Regions from separate parts of the Homo sapiens genome. Here regions 2, 3 and 4 are each linked to region 1. A link is a loop called in an ENCODE intact Hi-C map of the cell type or tissue named here. Cell type or tissue: mammary epithelial cell. All regions are shown on one strand.

Region 1 (8,000 bases):
ATTTGGGACGAGTTGCACGGGCACAGAGACTAGGAAGGGACCAATGTGTAAAAGAATGTCTGGTCGTCAGGCACCTCAGACCGTTTGCCTATTTTATGACAAGAATTATTTAGATCTTGCAGGATGGAAAAATTGAAAGTGCCGTTTTCTGGCTATTTGGAACTACTGTCGAGTTTGTATTGGGGTCAAGTGGCATTGCAGAAGAAAATAAGGCATTTAGGTTTTAGGTCAGGTGTGAGTTGAAGAGCTTTTAAGTTTTTGAGAACACAGGCTAAGGGAGAAGAAGGAGGAATGGAAGGTGGAAGGTTGCCCATAGTGAAGGAAGCAAGTCCAGAGAGAAGGGAGAGTAGAGACATGGAGGGAAGGGATTCGGGGGTTCTTACCCTCCAGAAAAGCAGGAAAGGGGTCAGGGCACAGAGATACGAGGTCAGGGCATGGAAATAAAGGATAGGGGTGCAGAGATATAAGAGGTTGGGGCATGGAAATAAGGGATCAGGGTGCAGAGATATAAGTAGTCGGGGCATGGAAATAAGGGATTGGGGTGCAGAGATATGAGGTTGGGGTACTTGCCACTCTCCCAGAAAAGCAGAACTTGCCACTAAGGGTGAAGGAGAAGGGGTTGGGGGTTTCTTGCCCCCCAGAAAGGAGGAGAAGGGGTAGAGACACAGAGAAGGGGTTGGGGTACTTCCCCCTCCCCTAGAAAAGCAGGACTTGCCACTAAGAGTGAAGGAGAAGGGGTCAGGGGTTTCTTGCCCCCCAGAAAGGCAGAGAAGGGGTAGAGACATGGAGAGAAGGGGTTGGGGTACTTGCCCCTCCCCCAGAAAAGCAGGACTTGCCGCTAAGAGTGAAAGACCAAGGCAGGCATCCCTGTGTGGTCTGACACCTCTGAAACCTGAGTGAATAACTAGAGAGGCATCCCTGCAATGATTAAACACCAAGAGAAGGCTGCCTTCCCTAGTCCATGACCGGCGCCGGAGTTTTGGGTCCAAGGATAAAATGTGTCTCCTTTGTCTCTACCAGAAAATGAAAGGAATTGAAATTAAGAGAAGGGAGAGATTGAAGTGTGGCACCAAGATTGAAAGGAGAAAGAGGTTGAGGGATAGTGAGGGAGGTTGGAGAAGAGAGTAAAAAGAGGCTGCTTACCAGATTTGAAATTGGTGAGATGTTTCTTGGGCTGGTCGGTCTGCGGACCTGAGGTCATAGGTGAATCTTTCTCATGGAGCAAAGAGCAGGAGGACAGGGGATTGATCTCTCAAGGGAGGCCCCCCGATCTGAGTCACGGCACCAAATTTCATGCGTGTCCGTGTGAAGAGACCACGAAACAGGCTTTGTGTGAGCAATAAAGCTTTCAATCATCTGGGTGCAGGCAGGCTGAGTCCGAAAAGAGAGTCAGCGAAGGGAGATAGGGGTGGGGCCGTTTTATAAGATTTGGGCAGGTAAAGGAAAATTACAGTCAAAGGGGATTTGTTCTTTGGCGGGCAGGAGTGGGGGTCGCAAGGTGCTCAGTGGGGGTGATTTTTGAGCCAGGATGAGCCAGGAAAAGGACTTTCACAAGGTAATGTCATCACATAAGGCAAGGACCCGCCATTTTCACTTCTTTTGTGGTGGAATATCATCAGTTAAGGCAAGGACCAGCCATTTACACTTCTTTTGTGGTGGAATGTCATCAGTTAAGGTGGGGCAGGGCATATTCACTTCTTTTGTGATTCTTCAGTTACTTCAGGCCATCTGGGCATATACATGTAAGTCACAGGGGATGTGATGGCTTGGCTTGGACTCAGAGGCCTGACAGGGACCACACGTGTGCAGTGCACCACTATGCCCAGCTAAGTTTTTTATTTTTAGAGACGAGGTTTGCTATGTTGCCCAGGCTTGTTTCCAACTCCTGAGCTCAAGTGATCTTCCCACCTTGGTCTCCCAACGTGCTCGGATTACAGGCATGAACCATCTTGCCCAGACCCATCCCTTGTTTTTTTACCTATCAGATGAACTCTCTTTGTTCCCCATGTAGAGGCAGAGACTATTACCAGTGACATTCCAGTTCATTTCCTTTTTCAAATTCTTTTCTGGATTGCTTCTCTTCCTTTTAACAAAGAGGGAAAGTACAGTTCAGTGGGGGCAGGAGACATGGGCCTAGCAGGCAGTCTGTGCCACCAGGCTGTCAGCATTAGGACTAAGTCTCTCACAGACATTCTAGAGCTGCCCCTGGGGCTTTGCCTGCTTTGGCCTCAGGACAAGTGATCAGTGAAGAGCATTCCAAGGAGTTGAGTCTACCCTTCAAGATTCCTTACATATTTTCTGGAAAAAAAAAAAAAAAACACTTGGTGCCTTCAGATTCATATGCAAAGGACCTCTGTGCAAATGAAAAGCCTAGTAATTATCAAGAATACGTATCATAATTTTACAATTTAAAATATTTACTTAGCACTTTAAAGTCTTGAAACAAATTATTGCCTTAGGTTGTGTTTTTTAAAATAGTGAAATAGTTTAGGTATTTAAGTTCTAGCCCTCGCAGTAAGCTATTTTTATATTGATTTTTATCTGTGCCAAATATGGTGCTAATAGCAAGCAATGGGGGAGAGTATTATGTGTCTATTGACACTGCATGAAGTATAAGTTCACCATTATTGTGTCTACACTTATAGCATGGATTTGCCCAGTGCTGCTGAAAGGATGCCCAAGGATGTCTTTCTCCTGAATGAAGTCTCAGTGGCATGGCAGTTTGGGAAACGTTGGCCTAAAACAGAAAACGTCTTCCCAGGTGTGGGGGTGTTAGAGCAGCAGAACAATGCAAGGAACTTCAAAACTCCTGATGCCCAGACTATACCCTAGTTAGACCAACTGAGTCAGAATTCCCCGGGGTGGGCGAGACTTGAGTGAGAACCTACTGTTAGGAGAAAATATGTCTTCTCTCATTGTTTCCATTTCCCCCTTGTTCTGGGCTCTGTGGGCAGGAGAGTGGGAAAAATAAAAAAGAGGATGAAGTGGGGCCTTTAAAATGTCTTGGAGAATAACCACCACCACCACAGGAAGTGCAGGGACCCCGCTCCCCCTAGTGGCGGTGTGCCGGAGGCAGCTGGAAGTGCCTGGCCGGCCTGGCCGGCCTGGGCGTTATGTGTGTTAGGAAAGCCGTGTGTCTTCTGCAGGCTTCCTTTTTATAAAATGTGTATTCTATTTATGCGTATTTATTTAAATTTTATTATGTTTACCTATTTATTTATTGTTTATAAATATATGCTTTCTGTATTTTTGTATTTTATGTTTATATAAAGGTGTCCACTGTGGAGCTCTCTAACATGTTCTGAGTCTAGAGGAGGCAGGTGAAGGTGAAGGCCACACGGTGACCCCAGATGCTGTTCCCTGGGTGGGATCTGATGCCTTATTCTGAAAACGTGGGGCACAGTGGCCTGGCTTTCAGAGCAGATCTGACCTTGGAGTGGATTGGTCCCCATCCCTTCAACACACACATATACACATTTCCCCAGTTCCTGCAGAGCAAAGATATGCCTGCTCCTTGATAAAACTTCAGCATTGGTCCTGGTCATTTTTCCCATAAGACTTCAACCAGGATCCTTTTGTGTCTTTCTCCTTGTGTTTAAAGCCAACCACATGTATTTTGACATGTGGACCTTTTGTACAAAAAGCCGTGATATCCTTTATCCCCACTTGGGTAATATTTCCTGCCCTGGGATGCGACGTGGGGTAGAGGGAGGGTGAATTCTGTCCTGAGGCTGCTGTGCCATATTCTGCTTGTTTGATTGGGCTTCTGCAACCTCTACTAAGAAATATACACTGCAAAGCAAGGTGAAGGGCAACAGCCCTGAGCACCACTTCTAGCAGGTGCGGAGAGAGATTCACAGCACCTGGCCCATGTGTCTTCCCACTCAGATACCAGTGGAGGCCCACGCACCATATGTCTGGATACCTAAAAGTTTTACATCAAGCTAAGAGACTGATGAATTAATATGTTCCGTCCTCCTACTTTTCATAAATATGTGTAAAGATCTGAGAGGCCAAGCTCAGCTGCAGCCTTCTTGGACTTCTCAGAGTTCTCCCCAGAATGTGATGACCTGGGACAGCTAGGGATCCCCACTGGCAGCCCACTCACCCTCTTTTCCCATCCCCTGGCTTCATCCGACCCCACAAGGAGCCTCCTGCACATAGGCACACTGGCTTCCCTATCCAAGCCCTGTCCACACGAGCTTGTAAACAGCCTCCTTTTGGGGACCACAGGGGCCTAGACAGATTTATAATGGTAGCATAGTCTCCATGTGGAAGATGGAGATGTAGAAGAGTCCTGTGTAGGTCTGGAGACATGTGAGCAAAGAATTACTGCATCTCAAGTATCTGGAATGTGGAGAGAAGGGAAGAAATGGGTTCTGGATGGGCTCATTCCATTTTCATCGCTATACAAAGAAGGATTTTTAAATTTTTTATGTTGGAATAATTTTAGATTTACAGAAAAGTCACACATATAAGCAAAGAGAATTCCTGTATACCCCTCACCCAGTTTCTCCCATTGTTAATGTCTTACATTACCATGGTACATTTGTCAAAACTAAGAGCCCATTATTGGTACGTAACTGTTATCTAAATTCCAGACATTCTTCAGACTTCACCAGTGTTCCTATTGATGACCTGTTACTTACTATTCTAGTATCTGATCCAGGACACTACATTGCATTTAGTTGCCATGTCTCTCCATTTGCTTCTGGCCTATGACAGTCTTCAGTCTTTCCTTGTTTTTTGTGACCCTGACAGGCTTTAGGAATGCTGTCCAGGTATCCTGTAGGATGTCTCCTAATCTGGGTTTGTCTGATTATTTTGCTTATGATTAGACTGGGGTTATGGAAGGAACACTGCAGAGGTGAAGTGCCCTGTTTCTGTCCATGCGGGCTGCTGTGCTTTCCATCTCAGGTACAATGGTTCCCTGCAGAGGTCCAAACTCAAATGTCTTCAAAAGCCAGGCAGGTAATACAACTGAGGTGAAGAAGTGGAAAAGAGCAGGATCAAATGACAGAAAGAAACAAAGGGCAGTGGCAAAGCTGAGAGTGCTTCCTCAACTGAAAGGGCTGCAAATTCATGTTTTGTCTACAATACTCTGCTGGTCAAATCAAACATTCTGTAGGTTGGCTCAGGCTCCTCCACGGTAAAAACTTGGTGCCATACTCTTAAGCATATACGGTCATACAGACAAGACCGAGGCTAGTCTTTCTGGGCTATACTAACCCTTTTCTCATGTCAGCAGCTTTTGTCCTGAATGTAGCTCCTTGGTAACATTTCCTTGGAAAGATCTGAAAAAGAGCCTTCACTTGGAAGCCAAGAGCTCTTGATCCCAGCAGGTTACTCACTTGTCAGTGTCCATGTAGCTGACTCACCTTAGGCCTAGATGTTAGAATCCATTTTCTTACCAACCTCACACAGTTATAGTGCAACATGAGTCATTTGTTGCACTTCTATGAATGAGTTATTGAGCATTTCTATACATGCATTTATATATCAATCAAGATAGGCTAGGTTACGCTGCGGTAAAAAAACAACCCCCAGGTCTCAGTGGCTTAACATTACAAGTTTCACTAGGATGAACATACATTGTCAAATTGTGCCTGTTGTCCCTTTTACCCTCAAAATGATCCAGTTTGAAATCCTAGTTCTCCATGATACTACATGTCCAAAGCAAGTCAGAAGAAGGGTATGAAGACTCAAGCTGGCAGAGGCATCATCTTGACACGTTTTCACCAACATTTGGCAGTGGGAAGGGAGTGTAGCAAATTGCACATCAACTTTTAAGGCTTCCACTTACAAACATTAACTGTAGCTAATCACATGGCCAAATCTAGCTTCCAAGGAGGAAGTGAAGTTCAATGTCTAGAAAATGAAAGCCAGAAATAATTTGTGAATAATACTAACAACTGGATCGGTTAGGATCAAATGTTTCATGTGAAAATCATCAAAACCATAATGGTATTTGGCAACTGTCAATGAAGATGATGTTTATAAATGCTTCAGCTGATTTTGTCAATGTGGAGATTAATTTTATATGTCTACTTGACTGGCTTAAGGGATGTCCAGGTGGCAGGTAAAACAATATTTCTGGGTGTATCTCTGAGGATGTTTCCAGAAAAGATTAGCATTCGAATCAGTGGACTAAGTAAAGAAGCTCTGCCCTCACCAATGTGAGTGGGTGCCATTCAATAGTTTGAAGGCCTGAACAGAATAAAAAGGCAGAGGAAGAGTGAATTCATTTCCTCTGTTTGAGGTGGGACCTTCGTTTTCTCCTGTCCTCAGGCATCAGCGCTCTTGGTTCTCAGGCCTTCAGACTTGGGCTAAATCATATCACCAGCTTTTCTGGTTCTCCAGCTTGCAGATGGCAGATCATGGGACCTCTTGGCCTCCATAACCGTGCGAGCCAATTTGCATAATGAGTCCCTCTCATCTCTCTCTGTCTCTGTCATCTAATTATCTGTCTCTTAGTGGTTCTGTTTGTCTGGAGTACCCTGACTAATACACTTGGGAATATTTATCGTGTTACCCTTATAGGCCATGTTTCCTACTCCCAACACACGCACTGGATATTATGAAAAGGAGGTGCTCTGGGACTCCATCTCTTTGTGGCCTTGAGTTGGCTTCTGCTCATCTCTGCCCATATCTCACTCATGATACCACGCTGCATTCAAATTCCTTCACCATAGTTCTTTCTATTTCTTCATCCATTTTTGGTTATTCTTGATTTTTAAGAGTGGTAAGGCATTTCACTTATACCCTTTCTCTCTGGCCATAACTTGTCAGATAGAAAAATATCTTTTTCAAATTTATCCCAGCCATGGAAACTCCTGTTCTTTAAGATTTTTCTCAATGCAGTATAGACAGTTTACACCAAGCATTTTACAAAATATGTTTTAATAGGCCGGGTGTGATGGCTCACACCTGTAATCCCAGCACTGTGGGAGGCCGAGGTGGGTGGATCACAAGGTCAGGAGATCAAGACCAGTCTGAACAACATGGTGAAACCCTGTCTCTACTAAAATTACAAAAATTAGCCAGGTGTGGTAGTGCACACCTGTAATCCCAGCTACTCAGGAGGCTGAGGCAGGAAAATTGCTTGAAACCAGGAGGCGGAGGTTGCAGTGAGCTGAGATTGTGCCACTGCACTCCAGCCTGGGTGACAGAGACTCCGTCTCAAATATATATATATATATATATATATATATATATATATATATGTTTTAATAAACAACTATTTTGTTTTGTTTTGACACGGAGTCTCGCTCTGTCACCCAGGCTGGAGTGCAGTGGCACGATCTCAGCTCACTGCAAGCTCTGCCTCCCAGTTCACGCCATTCTCTTGCCTCAGCCTCCTGAGTAGCTGGGACTACAGGCGCCTGCCACCACGCCCAGCTAATTTTTTGTATTTTTTTTTTTTAGTAGAGATGGGGTTTCACCATGTTAGCCAGGATGGTTTTGATCTCCTGACCTCGTGATCCGCCCACCTCAGCATCCCAAAGTGCTGGGATTACAGGCATGAGCCATTGCGCCCAGCCAATAAACAACTGTTTTAATGAACAGTTTGTTCAGAAAACAAATGCAATATTTAGACCACAAGAAGTATGAATCCTGCTACTGCCCTCTGCTTTAGTTAGGCCACATCTGGAGCCCTCTGGTCAGCTGAAGCCCCACACTTAAAAGGTGGCCTTTCAGTGGATCAGGAGCGGAATGTCTAATATAAAGAAGTATGTTGGAAATGTGATTTAAATAGGAATGGGAATATGTAGGAGGCTGGCAGTGTGTGCCAAAGTAAGTACAGTGCAAACGTGATAGGAGTTAACATGGTCCCTGTCACTAAATATTTGAAGTGCCCAATGGAGTGTTGTCCTGGTATAATACTTTAGGGTGGTGCCACAACTTCTGTGGTTGTTACTTCCATTTATCTTAATTGCTGTTGTTTCTTTGAAGGATTTCTGATTTTATTCAATTGGCTCATTGTTCAATGTATAAAAAGA
Region 2 (8,000 bases), 59 kb after region 1:
ACCATCAATGTATGGACCATGATAAATGACACTGTCCAGTTCATCATTATTCTTTCCAATCTGTTGTACTTGCTAGAGAACCTCAAAAGCCTTGCTGATCAAATCCACCCAAGTTCTTCCTACCAACTTCAGCTAGACCTGAGATGCCACCTACAGACCCTGGGGTCTACGTAGGGCATGTATACCTTTCTCAGGTCCTCAAGGCTGCTTTAGCACCTCTTACCTTCTGTGTCACTGAGCAGAAGGGGGACCTCTGAACCCCAGTTTTCCTCTTTGACCCCCCTTTTTTCCATCCTTGAGAGCTCTTCCTTTATGTTTACCACTTAGGAAGTAACCCCTCAATGACAGCCAATACTGCCACATGTCATTTACCTTATCCATCAATTATCTTTGCTATCATTTGAATTTTTCACCTCTCCAGATTGTCTTTATATTGAAGACACTTATAGCCTTAAAAATAAAGTGGAAACTTTCTACCCAATCAAGTTGCCTCCTCTTCTTTCTCCTTCATTTTGTCAAAAAAACCTTTGCATGTCTTTACTATTGACCTCCATTTCCTTAAAACCAATTTCTTCCCTAACCCCTTAAAATGTAGCTTCTGTCCTGTCTTACTGAAACTCTTCTTTGGAAAATTAAAAGTAACCCATAAAGCCAAGAGTCTGTCCTCTGCTATTATCCACGTAAACCCCACACTGAAATAGCTGTAATTTTTTTTACCATCCTGTTCTTTAAAAATTTTTTTTCCTCTAAAATAAAATATGTATACAAATGTGCAAGCTACATGAATACACAGCTTGATGGATTGTTATCCATGTAATCACTTCCCAGGACAAGAAATTAAACAATGCCAGTCTCCCAGCTGCGACCCTTCCAGTTCCCATCCTGCCCTCCTCAAGGCAACCACTACCCTTGTTTCTACATCACTTACTTGCTTGCCTTTTCTTACTCTTTTGCCACTAGTGTGCACCCCTAAATACTTAGTTTTGTCTATCAATTGGAACCAAACAGTATATTCTTTTTTTTCTTGAGACAGAATCTCACTCTGTCACCCAGGCTGGAGTGCAGTGGCATGATCTCGGCTCACAGCAACCTCCACCTCCCGAGTTCAAGTGATTCTCCTGCCTTGGCCTCCCAAGTAGCTGGGATTACAGGTGCCCGCCACCATGCCTGGCTAATTTTTTGTATTTTTAGTAGAGACACGGTTTCGCCTTGTTGGCCAGGAGGGTCTCGAACTCCTGAGCTCAGGTGATCCACCTGCCTCGGCCTCCCAAAGTGCTGGGATTACAGGTATGAGCCACTGTGCCTGGCCCCAAACAGTATATTCTGTTTGGTTATAATAATATTTTGGATCTGGCTTCTTTCAGCCAACATTATATTTGTGAGATTTATTTGTTTTCCTGCATTTAGATGCAGTTTAGTTATTTTTATTGCTCTTATAGTGTTTCACACAATATACCACAATTTATTTATCCATCCTACTGTTGATGGCCATTTGCGTTGTTTCCAGATGGAGGTAGGATGAATAGTGTTGCTCTAAACATTCTTGTGTATGTCTTTTGATGTGTGGGCACACATTTCTTCTGGAGATATGCCTAAGAGTGGAATTACTGAGGAATAGATTGCATTATCCAGTACTTTAGTAAACAGTGCCACACAGTTCTCCAGAGTGTTGTGTTTGTCTTCATTTACACTCCCACCAGCAGTATATCAGTTTCTATAGTTCTAAATCCTCACCAAAACTTGGCATAATCAGTCTTATTAATTTTGGCCATAAAGGTAGTTGTATAATATTTTAAATTTGCTTTCCAATGATTGTTAGTTGATATCCTTTCACACATTTTGGACATTTGGATATTCTTTATTTATAAAGTACCTTTTCAAGTCTCTTGCCTGTTTATCCTTTGTACTGCCTTTCATTTTCTTATTTATTTGTAGTAGTTGTTCATATAGTCTCCATTATGTTCAGTGTCAGTTACCTGTGTTGTCAATATCTTCTCCAATCTGTGGCTTGCCTTTTCACTATCTTAATGGTTACTTTTGAAGGACAGAAAATGTTAACATTAATTAAATTGTTCCATATTTTCCTTAACAGCTAGTGGTTTTAGTCTCCTGTTTAAAAAGTATTCTCTAACTCCTGTTCTTGAAGTTTTTTCTTCTCAATGTTTCAGGGACCCTGCATTTTTCTCAGTTCTTTTCTCCTTTCTAAAGTTCCATCTCAGTTTCCTTCATGGGTTTTTCTTCCTTTCCCCATATTCCGTGTGGCTACCTCAGTATAAGGTGCTGTCCTCTGCCTCTTTGCTCTATGCTCTTTCTCCTCAACATTCACCTCTCAGCAGATCCACTCCTCTCCCTAGCACCAGACTGGCATATCTGTGTGCTGGGCCATTCAAGTCAACAGTTCAGTTCTTTGATATCTATTGAGAAATTTCTCAGTATCAGGCTTTGTGCTGGGTGCTGGGACTACTCACATGAACATCACACAATCCTTTCCCTTGGGCAAACCACTGAATGAAGATACCTATAATCTAGTCACAGTGATACTCAAAATATTCCAGGCTCATCAACTCCCCCTATTCCCCAACATGCTCTTACTGATGGAGCAATGGCCCCATCATCTCTTTAAACACACAAGATGCGAGGGTCATGTTGAACTTCTCTTTCTACCCCATCTAATATCCAATGATGTGACAAGCCCTGTTTGTTTTAAGTCTACACTTTAAACTCCCATCTTCCCTTCTTTCCACCCCCTCTCCCCACCCTGTGGCCCTCACATTAAGTTCCTTACTATGCCTCTCATAGAGGGCTGAATTGGCCTCCTAAATGGTATCTCTACATCCAATTTCTTCCCCCTCACTCAGCAGGCTCCATTCTCATGGGTCATTTGCCTTGGGAACAGGCTTTCAAGGAACAATATTATCAGAGTGATTGTCTTCTTCCTATTATTCAGAAGTCTCTTTGAAGGAAAGAACTAAACAGAATCTTACTCATCTTTGAGAAATATCTACTTGTTCCATCAGTGAGTGTGGATTGTGAGGCTCTGAGTGCCTCATAAGTTGCCTGACTTGACAGATGTAAGCAGCAAACATCATACTGATGAGGATAGATAAGGGTCTAACATATGGTTTCAGCTCTAAGTGCCATGAAGCTCCTGAGAAATTCCCACTCTGGCCTTTGCAATAGATTCCAGAAAATCCTCTACTCTTCCAATTTTATCACATCCTTCAAAACTTTGTGATTCTGGATTACATTTCATTAGGATATTTGTTCTTTACTCTTTGAAAATGGGAAGTACCAGAATAATTTGTCTATGTTGCTCACTTAATCAAAAACTTTCCATGAACAACTCCTCACAGCCTGCAGCCAAGCTCCTTAGGATTTGGTCCAATCTGCTTTCTTGGCTTGTTCTCCTACTTAGCATACTTACCACCAATCAGATTCCTGCCCATATTCTATTTGTATTGTGTGCATTCTGGTCTTTGATCAAGTTGTCACATCTGTCTACAAAGCCTTCCTGCTCCATCTTGGCATGTCCAGATCTTACATCTCCTTCAAATCTCAGCTCAAATGCCTCCTCTTCCATGAGGTTTAAGGGAGGTCTTTTAACCAGAAGCACATATTCCCTTTCTGAACCTCCAGCATTTAATTTTTATCTCCGACCACACCAACCACCCTCCCCTTATGGTAGCTGGCTGGTTACCTATCACTTGTCTTTCCAGGACAGACCTGTGTCATTCTCATCTTTGTGTTCCTTACAAAGCCTTGTAGATTGCTTCCCACAAGGCGGATACTCAGTAACCATTTGCTGCATGATTAGGATATATATTGAGAACATGTGACAGGCAAAACTCAGTAGTAGGCACTATAGAGATATATAAATACAATTCCATTTCTGCTCAAAACATGTACAATCAAGTAAGGCATTTACATATGTACTACACAGTAAACATTAGCATGTTATACATTTCATAAAAAAGCTTTGAAATGCTGTAACTTTAATCCTTTAAACCCATCTTTTTCAACTTACAAAACACACAGAACTTTTAAAAGAAACTATTGCAGCATTCACTTGAGTTATTTTTATCATGCTATTATTCAAATAAGAACAAACATAAAGCTTATGGTTATAGCATGTGATACCTATAAAATCAAGACACACTTATAAATTGTAACCAAGCAAAATTATTCTTTATTGTGTCAACTGTTTCGGGCTACAAGATGCCTTGAACAAGCTAGGAGGAGCTTGATGGAGAGTGATCTGGGGTCAGGGAGACTATTGGTTGGGAGCCCCCATTCCTGGGAAGTAGAGCTTTAGGCTAGGGTATATATCAGAGTCTGCATCTTTGATGTGATGCAATGGGTGAGAAAGAGAAGTGGCAGAGGCAGCCAAGCAGAGGAAATCCTCAAGAAGAGGGATTCTAGCAGCCACAAAGAGGCATAAAGACCAGGATAGACCCCAGGAAGCATAGGAAAAGAGCATCTCAGAAAAATGCTTTTGGGCAACATTTAGTTTGAGCTTGTGCTCTCTCTTAGACTCTCTGCTAAAGACTTCCCATTAATGCCATTATTTAATCCTCACAGTAAACCACAAGAGAGGCACTATCATTAGTCATGGATCAGGAAATGAGCATTAAGGAAATTCCATAATTTCCATCAAGTGCAAAACTGGCAAGTGAGAGAGCCTGAATTTGAATCCAGATTTACCTGACCCTAGAGTCTGAGCCTGTAACCAGTATGCAGGACCACCTCTTGGCTGGCTCCTGGCCTCCTGGCCCCATGTATTTGTTTTCTTTTATTTCTAAATGGCAGCTGGGGAATGTTACCAGGAAAGTAAACTCCCTGAGTCATTCAGGATTGGGCACCAACCCAAGCATGCCTGTACCCTCCAGGGAAATGTGGGGAGGAAGAGGGAGGAAAGCAGAGATGGAACGTGTTTTAGAGGGGGCCTCAGGCAAGTCATGCTCACAGGGACCGAATTTCAGAAGGACCCCCTGAGATTTCTCATAGAACATTTGGTTTCAACTCCAAATATCTTTTAAGTTTGCACTGTGCACCTATCACTGTGTTTAGTGTTTGGTTGATTCAGGATTTTTGAATTACCCCAGAAGTGATTACAGCTCCCACACACATGAGCAGGATATGCTGAGTGTGTGAAAGAGAAGTCTGGGGTTTGACAGGATGGTGTTTATTAGAGCCATTTAGGAAGAAAAGAGAGAGCTCCCTTCTGAGTTGTTGCTGCTGACACCAATCTGTGCATTCACACTGAGGACAAGTTTGATGACAAATCAGTAGCATGCATTCATATGCCTCTCAAGAGCATGTTTATAGAACCTACTGGTGTATAATACAATATGCAGATTCCAAAGAAATAGAAGTCAGAGTCCTTACTCCTCTCTCTAGTTGTTGATGACACAGCTGAGATTTAAGTTTATAGAGCAAAATAAACAACTCAGGCTCAAAATGGCACTAGCCATCCCTAGAAGTTACAGTGCCCACAGATAAGGCCAACTGCAGACTATGTACAGGAAGTACAGAGAAATGTCAGTTTCCACTCCCACCCCTCTTTGGAATCTTTCCCTTGAACCCACAAATCCAAATCGGGGGATAGAAATCTGAGTAAATATGCATTAGCTTCAGATTCTTTAATTCTATGGGACCCAGAATGGGCTTGCTGGGATGTTAGGGGCCTAATGCCCGAGTGTTCTAGGGGCTCCTGGGGATTAAGAGATAATCAGTATTGTCCTTGAGGGTAGGGACAGTATGTTTGGGCCCCCATCACCTAGAGCAGTGTCTGACACATAGCAGTTGTGTAATAAATGTTGGTTAATGAATCAACAAATGGTGTTCCAGGGACTTCAAACTTGGTGAAAGTGGCATGGTGGTCAAGTGATGAGTAGGAGAGAGTGGGGCAAAGCCTGGTAGCATTTGCCTGGAGCCCTACAAGATACCTGGTGAATGTAGATTCAAATCAGAGTGGCTAGGTTTCACCAGAGACCTCGTGCTGCTGCCCTCTTTCCTGAACAGATGCCATCCGACTATCTGATTTCATCAGGAAAACAGGAGGAAAAAATGATATTTTGCCTGAAGCCATTTTTAGAAGACGAGAGAGAATAGAGTCATTCTTGCCTGTCACTGCGGCTTGTTCAATTTAAACAAGCAAGATTCAGGAATGAGCAAACCATTAATGCAAAAGAAAAAAAATCAACATAAAATGCTCTGACGAGAACTCCTCTGTGTTCTTTTGAAAACATCATTTGGATGATAACTCAAAATTGGTTCACATTATCATTACCAGTTTGGGACACTTTGTTATCCATTTTAGTTCACTTATCTTATTTTTGACCCCAAGAAAGTACCGAGGCACCTTCTACTAGTCAAAAATTTAGGAAACAAATATCTTACCTTCACTGAAAAGGCATTTCGAATATAAAATAAGATGTGACAAGGTATCTTTCCTCCTTTAGATGCATAAGAAATTTTGCTTTGTTACTTATAGATTTTGTAATCTGTGATTCATGTTCAAAGAGAAAGCAGCAACCCACTGGGGAATTGCTCACATGAAAAGTGCACTTATTATATTAACTCCATTAGATGCACGTTAGAGTCTGTTCTCTGTATGGAAGGAGCTGAATAATAGCATACAAAATCACTGTTATTTGAGTTCCTGAGCAGCATCCTGGATTTCAAAATGACTCATAGAAAAATTATAAACAGCCCAAAGCTCACAAATTAGGGTAATAAAAAAAATCTCCATAATTTTTTCAATATGGTAGTATGACATGATTTTAGTAGTAGCCAAAGAAATAATCAATATTTAAAGATGTTTGTGACATGGAGAGCAAATGGGGGAAATGACCTATACTTGAATCAATTGGCAAGAGCTTGAAATACATTTTAAAATGGGGATTTCAAATCACCATCAAAGTATTTCTCTTAATTACTCATTTCCCTTGGAATTTACTGGAAGCATTTTCTACCTATGCTTATATTATCAATGACAAATGATACATTTAGTTCTGGGGAGCTACGATAAGGACTCACCCTTTGCATATCTATGTGTATATGTATTTATTTATATATAGATACATGTATACATAACATTTATATACATATACAAATATGTGTGCATTTTTCTTATCCTACCCTCTTCTGAATAAACTGTGAGGACAAATTGTCCTGGAGAGTCCTGGTACTAGAATAATATATTCATGAAGTGCAACAGTCATAATTTTATTCAAGTTTTGTTGTCTTTTCTCCCCCTGGGAAACTTCTGGAGGAATTAGATGTGTAAACCCAGAATACTGAGAAATTGCTAGTCAGAAAAAAATGGTTCTAATGAAACTGCCCTACTGATGAACTCTAACTTTCTCTATAGCTTCCTTAATAAAAACAACAGAGCAGCATTAATGTATTGCCTTTGCAGTTTCTTCACAAATTAAAATCCCTCTTTTTTTTTCTATCCAGAAGATCTGAAACTTCTATAAGCCCAGCATCTAAATCAGTTTTTGACTGAAATGAGTACAGGCAAGCTCTGAGGCAGCTCTATCCAGGGCTATGACAAGAATGAAGTGAACACATTTTACCCTACATGGAAATGTCCATTCCAACAAGTGCTAATTTGACAATGGTAATGATTACTATGGGTTGAATTGGATTATCCCAAAAGATATGTTAAAGTCCTAACCCCTGGTTCCTGTAAATGTGATTGTATTTGGAAATAGGATGGATGCAGATATCATTAGTTAACATACTGGAGTAGGGTGGATCTTTAATTAAATAAAACTGATGTCTTTGTAAGAAGAGAAGAGACACAGACACAGAGGGAAGATGACCATGTGAAGATGGAGGCAGAGATTGAAATTATGCTGCCACAAGCCAAGGAACTCTTGGGGCTACCAGAAGCTGGACGAGGGCAAGGGAGAATTGCCTGTAGAGCTTCGAAGGGGACATAGCTCTTCTATCAGCTTGATTTCAGAATTCCTGCCTCCAGAACTGCGAGACAA
Region 3 (8,000 bases), 77 kb before region 1:
CCGTCTCTACTAAAAATACAAAAACAAAATTTTCCAGGTGTGGTGGTGGGCGTCTGTAGTCCCAGCTACTCAGGAGGCTGAGGCGGGAGAATGGCGTGAACCTGGGAGGCAGAGCTTGCAGTGAGCTGAGATCGCACCACTGCACTCCAGCCTGGGCTACAGAGCGAGACTCCGTCTCAAAAAAAAAATAAAATAAATAAATAAATAAATAATAAAAAAGAAAAAAGAAAAGAAAACTGCACCAGCTCTACATTAAAAAAATGCATATCTGGCAATTTCTCACTATTCCAGCCCAAGTTTCCATAATCTCTTAGCTGAATCATTTCTGTAGCCACCCACTGAGTTTCTACACATTCACCCTTGCCTTCCCTAGAGTTTCTCTTCCAGTTTTTCAAGTACTGAGAATGATTTTTTTTATTCTCAGACAGAGTCTCACTCTGTCATCTAGGCTGGAGTGCAGTGTTGCGATCACGGCTCACTGCAGCTTTGACATCCTGGGATCAGGTGATCCTCCCACCTCAGCCTCTTGAGTAGCTGGGACTATGGGCAAGCGCCACTATGCCTGGCCAGTTTATTTTTTATTTTTTTATTTTTTGTATTATTTTGTAGAGATGGGATTTTGTCATGTTACCCAGAATGATCTCCAACTCCTGGCCTCAAGTGATCCACATGCCTTGGCCTCCCAAAGTGCTGGGATTACAGATGTGAGCCACCACACCCAGCCAGGTCCTTTTAATTTTTAATTTATTTTTAAATTTTAATTTTTTAACTTTATTTTTTTTTTCTTTTGAGACAGAGTCTTGCTCTGTTGCCCAGGGTGGAGTGTAGTGGCATGATCTTGGCTCACTGCAAACTCCGCCTCCCAGGTTCAAGTGATTCTCCTGCCTCAGCCTTCCGAGTAGTTGGGATTATGGGTGTGCACCACAAACCTGGCTAACTTTTGTATTTTTAGTAGAGATGGGGTTTCACCATGTTGTCCAGGCTAGTCTTGAACTCCTGACCTCAGGTGATCTGCCCACCTTGGCCTCCCAAAATGCTGGGATTACAGGCATAAGCCACCAGACCTGACCCCAGATCCTTTCTGGGGATGTAATTCAGATCATGTTACTCCTTTGCACAGAACCCTCTGATGGCTCTCAGTTTCACTCAGAGCACAAGCCAGAGTCCTCAAGATCACCCCAACTTACCTCTCTGACCACATCTCCTGCTGCATATCCCTCCACTCAAAATCTGCTCCAGTCACCCTGGCGTCCTCATTGTTCCTCAAAAAATCCAGGCAAGCTCCTGCCTCAGAGCCTCTGTCTGGAATGCTCGTCCCCAAGATAACTGCACAGCCTGCTCACTCACTTCATTAAAAACATATATGACATTTTCATTGTTGATTCTTTCTCTCCCCCGCCACAATGTGAGCTCTACTAGGGTAGGAATTTTCTGTTTGTTCACTGATGTATCCCAACAGTGAAGCAGAGAATGCCTGACATGCTGTGATGTTCAGTATCTGCCAAATAGATCATAAATCAGTGAATATGAGGCCTTGCCTTCTTGTTAAGATTCAGGGCTATAACCACTGTCTCCAGGATAGCCTAAGGTAATGCAACGCATTAGTCCATGCTGTTGTGGTGCACCTTCTGAAACCTATGCCAGTGCTGTCTTTTCCCCTAATGGGAGGAAGAAGACCTAGTTTTCTTAGGAAGTCACAGTTGGAACCACTCCATTTCCTCTTCACCATCTGTGAGCGTGAAATCCTGCTTGGAATGAGAAGAAACTTTATTCTTCTGTTGGCTGGGAGCCCCATCTTCTTTTGGGGCCCTTTTGAGACAAGGGAGATTGGAAGGCAAAATTAAAGCTTGGTTGGGTTTTACCTGTGGTTACCAGACCATCTTCCCTAAATTAATGCCCACACTTTAAAGAAAAAACAGCCTGCATTTAACCCCACTCCTGAAATTAGAAAGTTAGCTCTTAATCAGGAAAATACATGCAGGTAATGGCTCAGGAATAGGTTTAACAATGAATGTATTGAGAAGATAAAACTCAGTGGAGTATAACAGTTTTATTTTCCCAATTACCACTATAAGCTATGCTCCGATAAGTCCCCTATTTCCTGTTTCTTAACACCATATTCAGCTGATTTCATAACTTTCTTGTCACCTTTGTTTAATTATGAGTCCAGTTCAATTTCTAAGTCTATTTAAAACTTTCAATTTCTAAGTCTATTTAAAACTCATCCCCCGACCCTGTCCTTGCAGCACAGACCTGAGCAGTGACCTTTAAATGTTGGAAGCAGAGGAGGATGAAGATGCACACACCCCTATCTCTCCTCCTCTTTTAGGTACTCATCCTCTGGGGTGCTAGGAGTCAAGAAGGAGAGATGGTGCAGGCAGGGGTCATCTTACATAACTGGCCACATATGTGTGGTAGGGAGATATCTCTGACCAAGCTCTGTTCTGATCTGGTTCTGTTAGATGCTGGTGGCCCAAACAGATGGGGTAGTTGATGGGGTAGTTTTGCATAGGTAGTCTTCAAGGTTTCCTTGAGGGTGGTGTCAAATTCTGTCTGTTTCCCGGCCCACGACCACCCTTGGTACTGAGATCCCCTCAGAGAGAGACAATTGGATCTCTTTTTCAGCCTGGCTAGCAGTCCAGGTTCCTACCCTCCTCTCCCAATAGGGTATTACCTCACTTGGCTCATAGCTGCCCTGACAACCTTACATCTCCTCTCTCCTGCTACAGCTTCTATGTTCCTTTTCATGATGCTATAAAAATCATTGAGGTATGTTCCATACCTTCTGAGAGTCATGGTGGACTGGGATGAGGCTGTCCCAGTCTCATCATTTTCTTACATGATATGGTATATTATTGATATTTCTCACTCTGCTAACTCTTTTTTAGAAATATCCAGACAAAAAGCAAGCACTAGTCTCTGGGTTCAGAAGCATCTCTTCTGCCCCATCAGTGGACATATGTTTAGGTATCCTAACAATTCTGTTACCACTCTCTGCGATTCCAGAACAAGATTGAGATTGTGTGGCTCTGTAAGCATCCATCCAGAGGTGGAGTGATAGCCTCCACTTCTTGCAGGGACCTTCAATCTCTACAAGTGATGCCCGTGAAGCCTTCTCTCCTTCACTTGATATTACTAGGTAATGTGGCAGTTGTAGGTAGATATCCACTAGGATTTGTGCTTCCCTCTCTTCCCCATGTCTCTCAGAAAGAGCTTTCCAATCAGGGCCTACAATTCCCAGCCCCTTTGCCTCCAGGTGTGCCCACATGACTGGTTCTCACCAATGGGTTGTGAGCAGAAGTGATGTGGTGCATATCCAGGTCAAAGCATTTAGGAGGCAGATGTGCTCACTTCAGGCGCTCTTGCCACTTCCAACGGCTGGTTGCAGATCATGAGGACCCAGGAAATGATGGCAAAACAATATGATGGAAAAACTCAGAATCCCTGAATCACGTACAGAGGAAAGCCCTTGGTGGAACTACAACACCTGCTTTGAACTGTTATGTGAGAAAGAAACTATTGTGTTTGAGCCATAATGGAATTTTGGATTCACCGATTACAGCAGCTAATGTTACACCAAATATTACATGTGAGAAGAAAGTGCCTGTCCTCCCTGCTGGTAAACAGAGGAAAAGCCTCTCACCATGAACACAGAACTCCCTGCAATGGGACACATCACATGTGCTTTCCCAACTTCCAGCCTTCTTGTGTAAACTGGGCTGGTGTGATGCTTGGGAGTAGTAGGGATGTTTTGTTAGCTCTTAGTATGTTCTTGGGCAGTGCATGGTGCAACCATAGATGGCACTGTTAGAAAGTAAAGATAACTGGCCACCAATTCTAGGACAATAGAAAGCATTTCAGGAATTTTTGAAAACACGAAAACATGTTTAGAGATCCTTAGTATCATCACCACAAAGCCTTGAGGGAGTCAGAACCCCACAGATATGGACCCCTGCTTCTGTTGTTTAGAGTTGCCTCTGTTCCCTGCCACTGGCATGATAGTGTTGACACTTTATGAGGGGCAGCTGTGATGACTCCAGTGACTGAAGAAATGTCTTATGCTTTGATGCCTGGAGGAACTATTTATGGGATATCATCCAGGCCTGGCTTTGGTACCAGTGATTTAACAACTCTACAAAATGCCTCTCTCCTTTCTGCTACTGAACTAGAGTGTGGTTGGTGCCAGGACCAACAGAATGTGATTCACTGAGCCCAAGACATCAGTAGGGACATAGGAGGTACCGTCAGTTGTCAACAGGTGGTGGTCCAGATGGGTGGACCGTGGGTATCAGGGAGGTTCTGTGGGAGGCAAAGGGTGAGTGTTCCAGCAGGTGGGAGGACTGTGACATTGTTTAATTTATATAAGAAGCTTGTAAAATAAGAAATTGCAGGCTGAGGGTCAGCAGGACGTCTCTGAACTCTAGGAGGTGGGGATAAGTGGGAAAGCAAGGCAGGCTTTAGAAGAAACTGGCACAGGTTCAGGAACAAAGATGAGGACTCAGCCATTGGAACCTATAAGAAGCACAGGAAAAGACTGCATGAAACTATTTTTGAAGTTGTGTTGGGACTGAGTCACCAAGTGACTGTGCTGGGGTTACGTAATCCTTTCTAGTGTGAGAGAGAAATAGTGCCAGGCCCTGTCCCAGGGCTGAATCCACGCATCAAGGTTAAATGGTCCAAATTGAAAAGCTTAGAGGGCCACAGGTGCAGGGAGGCAAGCAGTCAAGTAGATTAACCCCTTACCGTGTCTGACATTCCCACTATCAGAGTTAAGCATTTAGGTTAAAACAGCATGCAAGGCCATTATTAAAATGCAAGTATTTCCCAAGAGAAGTAATTAACCTTGCCACATCTGCATATTATTAGAGTATCATTATAGCTAGTTCTGAAGGATTGAGAATTTCTTTGACCGATAAGTCCAGTATATAATGTGTCGGTGAGAATTAACTTATTTAGCTCTTACTATGTAATACTCTATTTTTTTATTTTTTATTTTAATAAAAAAGACATGTTTATTATCAGAATGTAGTTACTGTCATGCCTCCCTAACCTTACTTTTTTTTGTTTGATTTTGTTTTTGTTATACTTTAAGTTCTGGGATGTATGTGCAAAACGTGCAGGTTTGTTACATAGCTATACATGTGCCATGGTGGTTTGCTGCACCCATCAATCCGTCTTCTACGTTAGGTACTTCTCCTAATGCTATCCCTCCCCTTGCCCCCAACCCCCTGACAGACCCTGGTGTGTGATGTTCCCCTCCCTGTGTCCATGTGTTCTCATTATTCAATTCCCACTTACGAGTGAGAACATGCGGTGTTTGATTTTCTGTTCCTATGTTAGTTTGCTGACAATAATGGTTTCCAGCTTCATCCATGTTCCTGCAAAGGACATGAACTCATTTTTTATGGCTGCATAGTATTCCATGGTGAATATGTGCCACATTTTCTTTATCCAGTCTATCATTGATGGGCATTTGGGTTGGTTCCAAGTCTTTGCTATTGTGAATAGTGCTGCAATAAACATATGTGTGCATGTGTCTTTATACTACAGTTATTTATAATCCTTTGGTTATATACCCAGTAATGGGATTGCTGGGTCGAATGGCATTTCTGGTTCTAGATCCTTGAGGAATTGTCACACTGTCTTCCACAATGGGTGAACGAATTTACACTCCCACCAACAGTGTAAAAGCGTTCCTATTTCTTCACTTCCTCTCCAGCATCTATTGTTTCCTGACTTTTTAATGATCACCATTCTAACTGGTGTGACATGGTATCTCATTGTGGTTTTGATTTGCATTTCTCTAATGACCAGTGATGATGAACTTTTTTTCATATGTTTGTTGGCTGTATAAATGTCTTCTTTTGAGAAGTGTCTGTTCATATCCTTTTCCCACTTTTTGATGGGGTTGTTTTTTTCTTGTAAATTTGTTTAAGTTCCTTGTAGATTCTAGATATTAACCCTTTATCAGATGGATAGATTGCAAAATTTTTTCTCATTCTGTAGGTTGCCTATTCACACTGATGGCAGTTTCTTTTGCTATGCAGAAGCTCTTTAGTTTAATTAGATCCCATTTGTCAATTTTGGCTTTTGTTGCAATTGCTTTTGGAGTTTCAGTCATGAAGTCTTTGCGCATGGCATGCCTATGTCCTGAATGGCATTACCCAGGTTTTCTTCTAGGGTTTTTATGGTTTTATGTCTTACGTTTAAGTCTTTAATCCATCTTGAGTTAATTTTTGTGTAAGGTGTAAGAAAGGTGGCCGGGCGTGGTGGCTCACGCCTGTAATCCCAGCACTTTGGGAGGCCGAGGCGGGTGGATCACGAGGCCAGGAGATCGAGACCATCCTGACTAACACAGTGAATCCCCGTCTCTACTAAAAATACAAAAAAAAAAAAAAAAAATTAGCCAGGTGTGGTGGCAGGCACCTGTAGTCCCAGCTACTCAAGAGGCTGAGGCAGAAGAATGGCATGAACCCAGGAGGCGGAGCTTGCAGTGAGCCGAGATCGCGCCACTGCACTCCAGCCTGGGCAATAGAGCAAGACTTCGTCTCAAAAAAAAAAAAAAAAAAAAAGAAAGGGGTCCAGTTTCAGTTTTCTACATATGACTAGCAAGTTTTCCCAACACTGTTTATTAAATAGGGAATCCTTACCCATTGCTTGTTTTTGTCAGATTTGTCAAAGTTCTGATGGTTGCAGATGTGTGGTGTTATTTCTGAGGCCTCTGTTCTGTTCCATTGGTCTATATATCTGTCTTGGTACCAGTACCATGCTGTTTTGGTTACTGTAGCCTTGTAGTATAGTTAGAGGCCAGGTAACACGATGCCTCCAGCTTTGTTCTTTTTGCTTAGGATTGTCTTGGCTATACGGGCTCTTTTTTGGTTCCATATGAAATTTAAAGTAGTTTTTTCTAATTCTGTGAAGAAAGTCAATGGTAGCTTGATGGGATTCCCAATGATGGGAATAGCATTGAATCTATAAATTACTTTGGGCAGTATGACCATTTTCATGATATTGATTCTTCAAATGGAATGTTTTTCCATTTGTGTCTTCTCTTATTTCCTTGAACAATGGTTTGTAGTTCTCCTCGAAGAGGTCCTTCACCACCCTTGTAAGTTGTATTCCTAGGTATTTTATTCTCTTTGCAGCAATTGTGAATGGGAGTTCATTCATGATTTCGCTCTCTGTTTGTCTGTTATTGGTGTATAGAAATTCTTGTAATTTTTGCACGTTGATTTTGTATCCTGAGAATTTGCTGAAGTTGCTTATCAGCCTAAAGAGTTTTTGGGCTGAGACAGTGGGGTTTTCTAAATATACAATCATGTTATCTGCAAATAGAGACAATTTGACTTCCTCTCTTTTTATTTGAATACCCTTTATTTCTTTCTCTTGCCTGATTGTCTTGGCCAGAACTTCCAACACTATGTTGAATAGGAGTGGTGAGAGAGGGCATCCTTGTCTTGTGCCAGTTTTCAAAGGGAATGCTTCCAGCTTTTGCCCATTCAGTATGATATTGGCTATGGGTTTGTCATAAATAGCTCTTATTATTTTGAGATACATTCCATCAATACCTACTTTATTGAGTGTTTTTAGCATGAAGGGGTGTTGAATTTTATCAAAGGCTTTTCTGCATCTATTGAGATAATCGTGTGGCTTTTGTCTTTGGTTCTGTTTATGTGATGGATTACGTTTACTGATTTGCATATGTTGAAAATGGAGCCCCTTGGATCCCGGGGTGAAGCCGACTTGATCATGGTGGATAAGCTTTTTAATGTGCTGCTGGATTCGGTTTGCCAGTATTTTATTGAGGATTTTTGCATCGATGTTAATCAGAGATATTGGCCTGAAATTTTCTTTTTTTGTTTTGTCTCTGCCAGGTTTTGGTATCAGGATGATGCTGGCCTCATAAAATGAGTTAGGGAGGAGTCCCCCTTTTTCTATTGTTTGGAATAGTTTCAGAAGGAATGATACCAGCTCCTCTTTCTACCTCTGGTAGAATTTGG
Region 4 (8,000 bases), 190 kb before region 1:
AGATACCGAGCAGCGTGGGGAGCTGGCCGTTAAGGATGCCAGCGCCAAGCGGTCGGAGCTGGAGGCCGCCCTGCAGCGGGCCAAGCAGGACATGGCGCAGCAGCTGCGTGAGTACCAGGAGCTGATGAACGTCAAACTGGCCCTGGACATGGAGATCGCCACCTACAGGAAGCTGCTGGAGGGCGAGGAGAGCCCGGCTGGAGTCTGGGATGCAGAACACGAGTATCCATAGGAAGACCACCAGCGGCTATGCAGGTGGTCTGAGTTCCGCCTATGGGGGCCTCACAAGCCCTGGCCTCAGCTATGGCCTAAGCTCCAGCTTTGGCTCTGTCGCGGGCTCCAGCTCATTCAGCCGCACCGGCTCCGCCAGGGCCATGGTTGTGCAGAAGATTGAGACCCGCGATGGGAAGCTGGTATCCGAGTCCTCTGACGTCCTGCCCAAGTGAAGAGCTGCGGCAGTCCCTCCCAGCCTGCCTCTACTGTGGCTCCCCCAGAGCCCGGGAGGGAGGCTGCTGTGCAGGGGAGCACAGGGAACAGGAGACCCACCTGAAGCTCAGCCCTAGCTCTCAGCCCACGCGCGGGGGAGTTTACTGCTTGGGGACCCCCCTTGCCTCCAGCTACAAAACAATTTAATTGCTTTATTTTGTCCAAAAAAAAAAAAAAAAAAAAAAAGAAAGAAAGAAAGAAAAAAGAAAATGCAACTGAGTTCCAGGAAAACATTCCTTCTTTTCAGTCTTGTAATTTGTTGTTTCTCTTATATGATAGGAAAGGAACAGTTTGTATCATAAGATAATATAGATCTGGGGATCCAGAATGGGGCCAACAGTGTTTCTTTGTCTCTTCTTTTGGGTTTAAGCAGTTTCAGTATTTATTCATTTCAAAGAGGAGGGATGAACTTTGTAGTTCTGTGGAATTCTTATAGATAAGGAGAAGACTAGGAATCTTGGCTTAAATTGCTTCCTTGCTTATTTCTCTGCATTGAACGGCATGGCGTGGTTCGGAATAAACAAGTGATTTTGAGTGTTCTCCAAGAAACATTTCTGATCCCTGGACATGTTGGAGAAAAACCAGCCTAAGCAAAAGCTGCAAAAGCAAAGTGGGTGGAATCCTGGACTTGCTTTCTGTCATCAGTTCTAGGCAGACTTGCCTCTCTCGACCTTAGGTTGTTCATCTGTTAAATGAACGGATAGGACCAGGTAACCTCTAAGGTCCCTGACAGCTCAAAATTCTCTGATTTATGTTCTACCATGAAAAAGAGGTGGGCTAGTGAATTTCACCAATAAATCCACAACATAAGTATTTTTAGTCATCCTAGAGAAAGAAACCAGGTGCAACTCACAGCCACTTGTCAGTATAAAGAATTTGCCTCTCTGACCTTCCTATTTTTCTCTAGCATAAACCGCACTAGCCAGATCATGGAATGAGATCTGAAAACATCCTTTTGGTCCAGCCCATGCTCTTGCTAACCCCTAGACCACACCAGGTAAACCTGCCTGTTATGAACTATGCCTTTGGAATGGGATTTATAGCACAGCCCTCCATTAGGCCAGCTCAGCTGTCCTCTGACCTCAGTAGGACTCTCCTCCTAGAGTCAAATGCTGACATTGGAATTAAAAACTGTTATTTTCCTAGTGTCATACCCAGGCAAAACTCATCCCTTCCCTACTGTCCCCTTTCCCTGGCCTCCTTTATTGCCTTGTGTATTTATGTTCTTCTTGATCTCTCTTAGTAGATTGTAGACATAATTCTATAGAACTGAGCTGTTCTTGCACAGACTTTGGAGCCAGGCAGTCGTGGCTGACTGGGTTCTGCCACTTACATTGTGTGTTTAACAGTAAGCCATTTGAACTCTCTGAATGGGAGTTTTTTTCATCTTTAAGAGCAGAATGTAAATATCTTCCTCACAAGATTATCAGGATGATTAAATGAGATAGTACGTGCAAAGACACTTAGCACAATTTTAGGCAATTGCAGGTTGCCAAAACATTGAATCTATTATTATTATTTGTATAAAATAAGATCTTAACAAATGCCTGTGGAAAAAAAAACAACACACAAGAACCACTTCTTCAGGATATTCCAACTAAATTAAGATCAAAAGGTGATAAAGAGGGTGCTGTGGTAATTATGGAACAGAACAGCATTTTCTTGAAAATATGTCTTAGGTTGGTCACAGGGTAGAAGGCAGAGTGTGTGACAGGCACACCAGGTGTTTGGAACAAACTTACCCCTGACCAGCCGTGGGGCAAGAACTGGCCCTCCGCCCAGTATTTCCCATTGATGAAGAAGAGGCCTGCGATCATGATGAACACCCATACTGCCAGGTTCAGCACATTGAGAACATTGTTGAAGCCTATGGAATTCTTCACCCCCAGAGCAACAATGATGGTCACGATGACCGCGATCAACAGAGCCAGAAGGTCTGGGTATGATTCTTCACCTTTCCCTAGAGAGGAAAGACATGATTTGACATTGTCTGGAGGGAAGAAAGGGCCATGCAAACTCCTGGTCCTACCCCACTGCATCCGTACTCAGCTTTAAGAAGGGCAGTAAACTGGGAGGCCGAGGCAGGCAGATCACGAGGTCAGGAGATTGAGACCATCCTGGCTAATACGGTGAAACCCTGTCTCTACTAAAAATACAAAAAAATTAGCCGGGTGTGGTGGCGGGCGCCTGTAGTCCCAGCTACTCACAAGGCTGAGGCAGGAGAATGGCGTGAACCTGGGAGGTGGAGCTTGCAGTGAGCCGAGATCACGCCACTGCACTCCAGCCTGGGGGACAGAGTGAGACTCTGTCTCAAAAAAAAAAAAAAAAAAAAAAAAAAAAAAAGAAGGGCAGTAAGTCTTTAAAAGGAACTCTGTGTGTGTGTGTGTGCACCTACACATGCCTATGCTATAGTCCACAAGCAGATACCAGTATCTATTTGCAAATGAGCAGGATTTGGTAGATAGGTAAGATGATCTGGTATCCTGGACCAAAAATTGGGCTATGTGGTGTGACAATTACAACAGCGCCTATGAAACCATGGCACAGAACATTTGAAGTGGGAACCATCCTGGGATATTTGGGATGTATATTTAGGTCTAACATGTTTGAAAATTGTTTTTAGCTTCATTATTTTTAATTTTACAGTCTGTAAAATTTCCATCCCATTCCCAAACCTTTTCTTTATCAACAATTTTAAGAATGTGTGTCTTTGAAAATGATGGTAAGAGGGGTTTTCTGTCCTTTTGTGTATATGTGGTTGTAGAGAAAAAAATAACCAGTGAACACGCCCTGCCTGCTTGGTTTTGCCCAACGGCCAGTGGACTCCTGCCCTCTATAGAGTGGAAAAGGCACTGCCTCAGCTGCAGGGATCTTGAATTTCAGCTGTACTTTTGCCCATAGCCAGATGTGTGGCCTTGGGCAAGTTGCCTCATCTTTCTGGACCTCATTTGTAAAGTGAAGGACATGAATGGCCTGATTTTGGAGGACTCTTTTAGACCTAAAATTCTATGCAATCAGTACACAGAACAGGTTTGTTCTTTATATTTTTATCTTGTCATGGTACTTGGGTGCTCAGCATTTTTGTCAGTTCTTTTGATATAGGAATATCGAAGTTAGATGACTTGACACAGCCACAGAATCATTCCTTGGAAGTTCTGAGGCAAGATTCCAGAGCTTCCTCAACTATTGTTTAGCTTTTCTAGAATGTGAGTTTATCAGGCATCAAGATGGAGAGTGGCCGGGCACAGTGGCTCATGCTTGTAATTCCAGCACTTTGGGAGGCCAAGGTGGGTGGATCACAAGGTCAGGAGTTTGAGACCAGCCTGGCCAACATTGTGAAACCCCATCTCTACTGAAAATACAAAAATTAGCTGAGTGTGGTAGCTGAGTAGTAATCCCAGCTACTCAGGAGGCTGAGGCAGGAGAATTGCTTGAACCAGGGAGGTGGAGGTTGCAGTGAGCCCAGATCATGCCATTGCACTCTAGCCTGGGCAACAGAGCAAGACTCTGTCTCAAAAAAAAAAAAAAAAAAAAAAAAAAGGAGTGGATGGCAAATGATGGATGGAGCCTGAGGTCTCATGGTATTTGTTACACGAGCTTCTGATGGTTTAGCATTCACTGTTATATTACCCCTCCCTGACCTCTTCTAGGCTGGAACCCATTTTATTCATTAAATTTTTTTTCATTGAAATTTGGAAAAAAAATCTGATGAAACCACTGGAGAAATTGCTGACAGTTCTTTTTTTCCTGCATTGGTTTTATTTTTATATAGTTATTGACATGTGCCTGTATGGTTTGTAGCCTTTGACGTATGACATTACATTAAAACATAATCCATGTTATTACAAGTTTCCCTAATCATCCTTTTAATTGCTAGCTACATAGTATTTGTCTGCAATTTACTTAGTCACTTGCCCCACTGTAGAATATTTAGGCTGTCTCTAACTTTTTGTTATTGTAAATAAGGCTGTGGTGAGCATCTTTTTGTATAATGCTTCCATGGACATTAGAATTATTTTTTAAGGATGGATAGATTCATAGAGAAAGAATTACTTTGCAAAAGAAAAAGAGAGATATATTTAAGGCTTTTGATACATTTTGCCAAATTGCTTTCTGAAAGGAGAACTCATTTATGTGGCTTGGTAAGTTTGCATGTTGAGGGTAGGAGGATGTGGCAGTCTCACCCAGGCCATTGAGGGTTCCCACGCTGTCCGCCATCCAGCGGCTGATGGTGTGGTTGGCTAGTGAGTCAAACATGCTGCTCAGAGCACTGGCTCCGGCCGCAGTGCCAATCAGGTACTCCAGGATCAGGTTCCAGCCAATGAAAAATGCCACAAATTCCCCAACAGTGACATAGCTGTAGGTGTAGGCAGATCCTGTGGTCTTGGGGACTCGAACTCCAAACTCTGCATAGCAGACGCCTGCAAGGGACAGACATACACAGATGGTGGACTTCAGGAGATGAGCTGACATCCTGTGGCCAACAATCTTGGGTGGAACATACTGAGACTTTCTAGGATCTCAGAACAAATACACAAAGTTTTATGTATATGAATCGATTCAGAGCCAACTCTTACCTCTTCCAACCTCACTTCTGAAAAATGCAAACTTGAATGACTAGCAAGGCAATCAGAACTAATTCTACTAAACTGTTGGAAACTGATCTTTATTTAGAAAAAATTCCACTTGTGTGTGTCTCTATCATGCTCCTTAGGTGTCAGATATCCTGTGTGAACATGGGCCCAATTCATCACGACCCCCACCCTAGATGGCACCAGGGTTATATTATGCACAAACTTCTTCTCTTTCAGTTTTTACATATTATAGAAGGTGCTCCTCATTTGAGAGTGATACTTTGAGCAATCTGTGAAAATGCTGTACTATATCTAGGGGGTAGATAAAAGATGCAAATATAAATAAATTACTAATTATTAACAAGGAAATCTAGCACATGCACAAAAAGTAATTTAACAAACACTTTTAGAGTCCTACCATGTGCATGGCAGGGTGTGAAGCACTGGGTATAAAAAAGACAAATGGCATATGCCCCTGCCCTTAAGGGGAGAGAGGCCATCAGTGCCCACTGTAGGCTGTGTAAGCTTGACAGTGTAAAAATGTATAACAATGAGAGGAGAGATGTGAGACATGTACTTAGAGGGTTTTGAGGCATATGTAGGGATTAATTGGATGAAGAAGGTGGAACATGAGGCAAAGACATGGCAGAGAGAGACAGTATGAAGTATTTGGGTGGAGGGGAGTGTGCACTGAGGTATTAGGAGGAGATGACGCTGGCCAGCTAAGCAGAGCCATGTGTTTTCCAAAGTGGGTTCAGGGCCCACTTCCACCAGAATCATCGATTGAATCCTAATTTCAGGAGATAGGAATCAGGATGCTGCATTTTAACCAGTTCCCAAGGTAATACATGTGCTCACTTGTATCAGAAATGCACTGGAATATTGCCTCATTCTCTGACATAATTAGAGAATATATTAGAAAGAGATTAAGAACATACCAAACTTCTGGGAGTTGGGAGAGTTCCCTATTTTGTGCTAGGAATTCTGGGTGTGGGCCAGTGGGTGGGGCAACGAGTTGGAGGTCAGACATAGGACAGCTTGGAGGAAACATACCAGGGGTGGGATGTAAGAGGATGTAGGAGGGAACTCAAAGTCAACTTTACCTTCAGTCCTAATTTTGTTAAGGGCCAACCCTGAAGTTCTCTCATCACAAACCAGGGAACAATAGTTCACTCTTTTGTGAATAAAGAGAGCAGGTTTCTTCTCATTTGGAAGGGAGTGAAATCAATGCAAAGAAGCAAAAACAGAGATGTCAAAAGCAATGGCACAATAAATGATTCCATGTGATGTACTATCTCTTCTTTCCCCTCAGCTGCTTCAGTTGTCAGGATGTTTACACGGAAGAAGCACTGGACCAGTTATGCTGGGCTCCTGTTTCTACTCCATCCCTGTAGATTCAGCATCCTTGTTTCTAAAATAAAAGTATTACACCAAAGACTCTCTTACGGATCTCCTAACTCTGACCCTCTAGGATTCCATCTGTTATATTGAACTTTGTAGTATTTTTTGCTGCAAAATCTGTTGAGCACAGCTTAGCTTTTCTTTTACATCAGTTACAATATTGTTCAGTATTATGGAGATGCTGTCAGGGATAGTGAAGCTGTTTGTCTCTACATTAAATGGCCCAGTCTGTTATTTATTTTGAGTTCCTATGTCAGCCCTCCTCCCCTTGCTTTGTAAATGTAGCTTTCCATCTCCTTCCTTGATGTCAGACTGTCAGTTTTTACTTCTTGTTGCTGTCCCAGTGCTTACCTGGAGCAGTCAGACTGCCTCTTTTCTAAATTGCTGCTTCCAACACCTGATATTTAAATTGTTAGAGTGAGTCTAAAATTAAGAGGAAATGGTCTTTGAAGAAGGCCTGAAGAACTCTTCCATGGGGAAAGTATAGAGTGTGCACGCATTAAATACAAGAACCTGATGATATTTTCTTGGATGCCGTGTGTTTTCAGGGTTCTCGGGAGTTGAGTTTGCACATACGGATTAGGTTGCTCTTTCAGTGATGTGTGAGGAAGGAAGTGAAGATGCAACTCACTTCCCTGCTTTGGTATTGGATCCACAGCATTATCCAATTACTCCTATATTCTATGAGCTTATTCTCATCACCCAACTTTACCACCTGATATTGTACAAGATTTATAAGTAAAATCTTTTCCAAATGATGCTTTTGAAGCAGGCATCGATTTGATTGCAAATTTAATTTGGAGAGCCAATATTTATGGAATTTGTGCAATCAAACATTCTCTCCATAACATTCGATCTGACAAATTAAATTTAAAAATACCCCCATTTTGCCACCAGAATACACTTGCCAAGGGTAATTAGCAAATGGCCAAGTCTTCATTAGGTCTTGTGAATGGACCAGTCCATTGCTGTCTGAATCAGAGAAAGAGGCCCTGGCTGTGCATGGTATAAGGAGCATTTGGAATCTTAGTCATTTCCCAAGGTCCTGCTGGGGTCCTAATGACTGTAGTTTGGGGAGAACACTGGGAAAATCAATCAGGCACTAACCATACAAGACAATTTCTGCTTCACGAAATCGTTGTTTTGGACACACTGTAAAAGATCTTATAATATTTTAAAATCTTTCTGATTTGTTTGTATGGAGAAATTCAGACTTAGAGTGGGTACTAGAGAGCATCTAGCCTGGCATTGAAGCTCACTGGTGATAATTGAATGTTTACAGCCTCAAATATCCTGAGAAAAATGTTCTCATTCAACTATTTTAAAATATCTGGTATGTAAGAGGAACACATTTAAGAGTATCTTTCTAATTTCAATAAGAAATTAAAAGCATGGAAATGGAATTTTATTTTATTTTTTTAATTTTTTTTAAATTTTTTTAGATGGAGTTTCACTCTGTCGCCCAGGCTGGAGTGCAGTGGTGTGATCTTGGCTCAATGCAACCTCCACCTCCTGGGTTCAAGCCATTCTCCTGCCTCA

The links. A loop is a pair of places that touch in the nucleus more often than their neighbours do. Peaks named below come from ENCODE experiments on the same cell type or tissue, not always from the same donor. Only the 100,000 strongest peaks of a DNase experiment are listed, where the experiment ranks them.
Region 2: a loop joins it to region 1, with 2.4 times the contacts of the local background. A loop is called at or near these places in 6 of 110 quality-filtered maps.
Region 3: it touches region 1 in a loop (5-fold over the local background); 2 of 110 quality-filtered maps call a loop at or near these places.
Region 4: it touches region 1 in a loop (3-fold over the local background); 3 of 110 quality-filtered maps call a loop at or near these places.

Annotation. Positions count from the first base shown.
Region 1 is chr3:170,687,516-170,695,515 of GRCh38, forward strand. The region is part of intron 2 of SLC7A14-AS1 (SLC7A14 antisense RNA 1); the gene reads left to right. Among named protein-coding and RNA genes, the nearest start is that of SLC7A14, 110 kb to the left of the region's middle. RefSeq lists enhancers at 976-1,548, 1,549-2,121. In mammary epithelial cell, a CTCF peak has its summit at 3,049 (motif pointing left); DNase peaks (open chromatin) are centred at 1,946 and 5,396; H3K27ac peaks cover 1,793 bases.
Region 2 is chr3:170,746,928-170,754,927 of GRCh38, forward strand. SLC7A14-AS1 (SLC7A14 antisense RNA 1) reads left to right here. Exons shown (of 6, transcript NR_135556.1): 6 at 7,462-8,000. Among named protein-coding and RNA genes, the nearest start is that of RPL22L1, 120 kb to the right of the region's middle. In mammary epithelial cell, no CTCF peak of the experiment used is centred here; a DNase peak (open chromatin) is centred at 4,664; H3K27ac peaks cover 2,490 bases.
Region 3 is chr3:170,610,247-170,618,246 of GRCh38, forward strand. The region is part of intron 2 of SLC7A14-AS1 (SLC7A14 antisense RNA 1); the gene reads left to right. Among named protein-coding and RNA genes, the nearest start is that of SLC7A14, 28 kb to the left of the region's middle. In mammary epithelial cell, no CTCF peak of the experiment used is centred here; a DNase peak (open chromatin) is centred at 4,555; H3K27ac peaks cover 292 bases.
Region 4 is chr3:170,496,439-170,504,438 of GRCh38, forward strand. SLC7A14 (solute carrier family 7 member 14) reads right to left here. Exons shown (of 8, transcript NM_020949.3): 3 at 4,671-4,907; 4 at 2,229-2,446. The region is part of intron 2 of SLC7A14-AS1 (SLC7A14 antisense RNA 1); the gene reads left to right. It also overlaps the pseudogene KRT8P13. Among named protein-coding and RNA genes, the nearest start is that of SLC7A14-AS1, 33 kb to the left of the region's middle. In mammary epithelial cell, a CTCF peak has its summit at 3,315; no DNase peak of the experiment used is centred here.